Linked DNA regions of Mus musculus: region 1 is linked to region 2. The links are chromatin loops, found by intact Hi-C in ENCODE. Cell type or tissue: gastrocnemius. All regions are shown on one strand.

Region 1 (2,500 bases), 80 kb before region 2:
ACATGTCCCTGTGAGAAAGGAACATATCAGGGGGGCTGAGCATTCAGCCCGCTCAGTAGCTAGCATGCTGGAACAGGGCACGGTGGTGCACGCCTGTGATCCTAGCACGGGGAAGGTGGAAGCAGAAAAGATTGGAAGTTCAAGGTCATCTTTGGCTACTTGGGGAGTTCAAGGCCAGTTTGGACTACTTGTTACAAAACAAGGCACACTATTGCGTTGTACAGAGCCCCGATGGCTGGGCTGTGTGCCGGAAGAACACTAGTGGCGAGAGCCAGACCCTGCCCAGTGTTTGGCTCAATATCCCATGGCATTTCAAGGTGAGGTGCTTTGTAAAGAATCCTAGGGTTCCCTCCTCCTCCACCTCTTCTCCCTCCTCCTTTTCTTATTCCTTCTCTTTCCCCTCCTCCACCTCTTCCCCCTCCTCCTCCTCTTTCCCCAAGCACAAAGTAAGGAGGCCTGAGAGTATCAAATCTGGGAGGCAATGACAAACTTTGTAAGGAACAACACTTATCTGTGAGGAACTGGAGAGATAACTCAGCGCCCCCCCCCCTCCCCAGTTGTTTTAAGCCAGCCAAGGCTACCTATTGAGGCCCTCCCTGTCTCAACAATAACTACAACAACAACAGCAACAAACAACAACAAATTGTTTCCACAATTAGCAATCAAAAGGATTAGATGTCCAGAATTTCAGAGCTCACTCTGGGTCAGGGCAGAGTGACCGGAAAGGAAGAAAGCCTACCCCTAAAGTGTGCCCAGCCTCGGGAAAGGCCCTGTCAGATCTTCCTAGGGCAGCAGTGACTGAGGTGGGAAACCCATACTGGCAAACCTGGTGTGGGCTCACTCTTTCATCTAGTGGCTCTTGTGATCTCTTGGGAAGATTTAATGTCCCCACCTTCCTGCCCCGCAGTGCTCCCCAGCCCAATGGGAAATGCTTCCTAGTTCTTGCTGCAGGTATGACTGTGAAGAGACTTTCAAAAGACCAAAACTCCCCCTCCTCCCCATTCTCTTCCTTCCCTCCTCCCCTTCCTCCTCCCCTTTCATTTTCCCTTCCTCCCCCTCCCTCTTCTCCTCCTCCTCTACCTCTTCCTTCTCTCCCCCTCTTCCTCTTCCCTTTCTTTTCCTCCCCTCTTTCTCTTCCTTGTCCCCCTCCCTCCCCTCCTCCCTCGCCTCTTCCCTCCTCCTCTCGTGCCTTTTCTTCCCCTTCTTTCCCATTTCTCATCCTCCTCCTTCCGGTAGTGCTGGGTCAGAGCCATTGCTTCTGAGCTTTGACTATGCTAGACCAGTGCTGTACCACAGACTCTATCTTTAGCCCTTAGATAAGGGATTTTCGATGACAACAGTAATATGACATTTTGAAAGCTTCCCTGGAGGCTCTGGAAGGGGAGCACTACTGCTCTTCTAGCCCTGACTCAAGATGGGCCTCTTCTCTGGGGAAAGAAGCACCCTCTTCAGCCAAGCAGGCAGCTTCCAGTGAGGGAGGGAGGGAGGCGCTGCACGCTTGGCTACCAGGCCAGCCAAATTCTCTCCGGCTGTCAGTGGGCTGAACGAGAGAGCTGTTTTGATGACCATGGTATGACCGGAATATTTGGCTCCTTGGACACTCAGATGAGAAAATATTGTTGCTCTCAGGTTCTTTTCCACTTGTTGACTCAGACTGTCTCAGGAGACCCACTGTGGGAGCTGCTGGAGAAGTGGGCAGCTCACTCTACTCTTGTTTAAACTACACAGAACAGAGAAAGTCACTCATGAGGCCACCTCTCTCTCCTCTCTGCCCCTCCCTCGCCCACGTCCCTGGGGAGTAGGCAGCTCACACACTGGCTTCTTTGCCTTTCTCTTCTCCACCCTCCCCACAGTGCCCCGAGGCCCCAAGGCAGCTGTGCCCTTTCTGTCCAGAAGCAGCAGCTTGATTGAAAATACCCATCCTTTTCGGGAGGGCCTCACAGAGTGGGTACTGCCAGAAAAATCTGTCCTGCCTCTCTCCCAGGATGCTAGAGAGTCACTGAGCTGGGACTGGGACTGGTAAATCTGTGGTACACACAGACACACACATATAGAGATATACAGAGTGAGAGAAACAGAGACAGAGGAATACACACACACACACACACACATATAAAGATATACAGAGTGAGAGAAACAGAGATACAGAGGAATACACACACATACACACATACATAGAGATGTACAGAGTGAGAGAAACAGAGATACAGAGGAATACACACACACACACACACACACACACACACTATTGCTCCGTAGCCCTGGCTGCCCTTGATTGATTTTGCAGCAATTCTTTCTGTCTTGACTCTCAAATGCTGGGCTTGTAAGAGCACATCCCTAACACACTCAGCGTGGGTGTGGGTGTGCGTGTGTGTCGGCATCTCTATTCTTAGCTCTTTGGGGTTGTGATTAAGGAAAATCAGGGTCACTTGAGCCAGGGTCCTGCAGTGCTGTGGCTGTCAATCTGATAAGCCAGCTGGCCCCTGAGTGACTAATGCTG
Region 2 (2,500 bases):
AGCAAGAGAGAAAGGAGCCTCAGAGGCAAGACACTGGCTTTCCCAGCATAAAGTCCTGGGCACGGCATTATATTGCTGCCTTAGCACATAGGAGGCAGAGACGGAGGGTCACAAGTTCAAAGTCATCTTTGGTTACTTACCAAACTTGAGGTCAGCCTGGGCTACATGAGACCTTATCAAGATGGGGTGGAGTTGGGTGCGGGGATAGAGAAGGAAGAAGCTGAAGCCAGGATCCCACAGTGCACTTTGAAGGCATGTACCTAATGACCAAAGACTTTAATGCCAGCCAAGCCTCATGGGTTTGGTTTGTTGTTGTTGTTTTGACACAGGGTCTCTCTCTATAGTCCTAGACCTATATATGTAGACCAGCTTGGCCTTGAACTCAAAGATCTGCTTGCCTTTACCTTCTGAATGCCCTAACCTCTTTATTATTATCATTATCATTAATTTTTGATGTGTGGGGGTGTTTCTGATGCCCTGAGAGGCCACAGGAGGGTGTTAACAACAGTTGTGGGTGTTGGGAGCTGAGCCTGCATCTTCTGGAGGAGCAGCAACGCTCTTAGCTGCTGAACCATCTCTCTAGCCACAGGCCTTATCCCTTTAGCTCTGCTACTTCCTGATGGCACCGAGCCATAAGTCCATGGGCCTTTGCAGGTGGACAGTTCAGGTCCAGCTCTCTCTAGTTCTCACATCTTCTGACAGCAGAGAGGGGAGTAGCCCCTGCTTCCTGCAGGGGTTGCAGGTTCATGCATGTCACTTGGCATGTGTCGTACACTCAATCCATATTAGCCATCATTTTTGTATGATAAGTCAATATTTGACCATGATAGTTTAGTGGTTCCCAGAAGGGGGTCAAAGGTGGTGTGGTGTGTGTCTCTATGTCAGTTCCAGGTTCCAGGTTAATTAAGAGTCAGTGCCAAGCAGATGGCTTAATACTCCCCTGTTATTAGAGGGGACTGGGTCATGCTCTAGGGTTTCTCTGCCCTTGTGATATGGTTTGAATATGCTTGGCTTAGGGAGTGGCACTATTAGGAGTTGTGGCCCTGTTGTAGTGGGTGTGGCCTTGTTGGAGTAGGCGTGTTACTGTGGGTATGGACTATAAGACCCTCATCCTAGCTGCCTGGAAGCCAGTCTTCCACTAGCAGCCTTCAGATGAAGTAAAACTCTTAGCTTCTTCTGCACCATGCCTGCCTGGATGCTGCCACGCTACTGCCCTGATGATAATGGACTGACCCTCTGAACCTGTAAGCCAGCCCCAATGAAATGTCCTTAGAAGAGTTGCCTTGGTCATGGTGTCTCACGCAACATGTCCACAGGCCAACCTATTCTAGACAATTCCTCAAGGAGACTCCATTGCCGTATGATTCTAAATGTTATCAAGTTTATAATCAAAACTACCCACACACCTTCTTCTTATCATGTGGCAAAAAGATCTGTCAGCCTCTGTGGGAACAGAGTCTGGGGCTCGTTCTGAGACTTCCACTCAGGTGCAGGTATGATGATTGACTTTGCCAAGGGGATGGCTTTCAGGAGGAGGCATATTATTGAGAGTTTAACATAGATTTAGCTCCGGTGCTCACAGGGACGGGGTAAGAAAGACGCATACCCAAAGACGCATGCACAGAAACTCATGCACAGAGATTGGCCTGTCTTTGTACCTACCACCCTGAGGCTGGGTTCTAGCATGTTTGCGTGAGTGCACTCAGGTGTGTGTGGAGGCACATGGCTTTGGGAAAGGTCCTCCAGGCCTCTTCTGCCTCATTCACAAAGACAGAATCTCTCAGCAAATCCAGGGCTTACCAATGTCTCTTCCTTTGGAGGCTGCCACGCCCACCCAGCAATTATGCTGGCTTCTGGTTATCTGAACCCCTGTCTTCAGGCTTGCATGGCAAGTGCTGAAGCCCTGAGCTATCTCTCCAGCCCTCTGATGCTCTCTGTGTGTGTCAGTTCCACACAATTCCATAGCATAGACTCAGACAGAGCAAGCCTGCACCTGTGGCCAGCCAGGTGTCCCGCCCCCCCATCCCATCCCCTCTCAGAAAGTCAGAATTCTTGCCGAGTTCATTCGAGGCCATTGGTTGGGGACACAGATACCAGGTGTTCTGACTTCTTCATGTGTGATTCTCAATGCGGTCCCCCCTGGTGGCACAGAACTGAATCCTAGTGAGGTTTCTGGCCCTTGCTCACCACTCGCCCCACCTCAAAGGTTAGACCCCACGGGGGAAAGCCTGACCTCTCTGTGCCCTGTTCTGCCCTTGACTATTGCGGATGTGTGTGGGCCACCCCCTTGAGCCAGTAGACCAAATGTTGCATATCTGACAGTTTCTGTGGCTTTGCTGAACAGTTTTGGGGCACACTGGAGTCTCTTGAGGGTAGATGAGGGGGCGGAAATTAAGTGGGGAGGGGAATAGCAGTTGCAGGAATGGCCGAGAGCCGTTAGTGGGTGGCTCAGCCGGTGTGCAGCTGAAAGTGACAGTCTCAAGATCCTGTCGTCCTGGGC

What was found. Hi-C counts contacts between places; a loop is a spot of excess contacts. Peaks named below come from ENCODE experiments on the same cell type or tissue, not always from the same donor. Only the 100,000 strongest peaks of a DNase experiment are listed, where the experiment ranks them.
Region 1: it touches region 2 in a loop (1.8-fold over the local background); 2 of 42 quality-filtered maps call a loop at or near these places.

What each region holds. Positions count from the first base shown.
Region 1 is chr17:29,060,995-29,063,494 of GRCm38, forward strand. All of the region lies in intron 1 of Trp53cor1 (tumor protein p53 pathway corepressor 1), which reads right to left. Among named protein-coding and RNA genes, the nearest start is that of Gm41556, 5.9 kb to the left of the region's middle. In gastrocnemius, a CTCF peak has its summit at 1,472; DNase peaks (open chromatin) are centred at 1,831 and 2,440; H3K4me3 peaks cover 753 bases; H3K27ac peaks cover 1,778 bases.
Region 2 is chr17:29,141,194-29,143,693 of GRCm38, forward strand. All of the region lies in intron 9 of Rab44 (RAB44, member RAS oncogene family), which reads left to right. Among named protein-coding and RNA genes, the nearest start is that of Rab44, 28 kb to the left of the region's middle. In gastrocnemius, no CTCF peak of the experiment used is centred here; no DNase peak of the experiment used is centred here.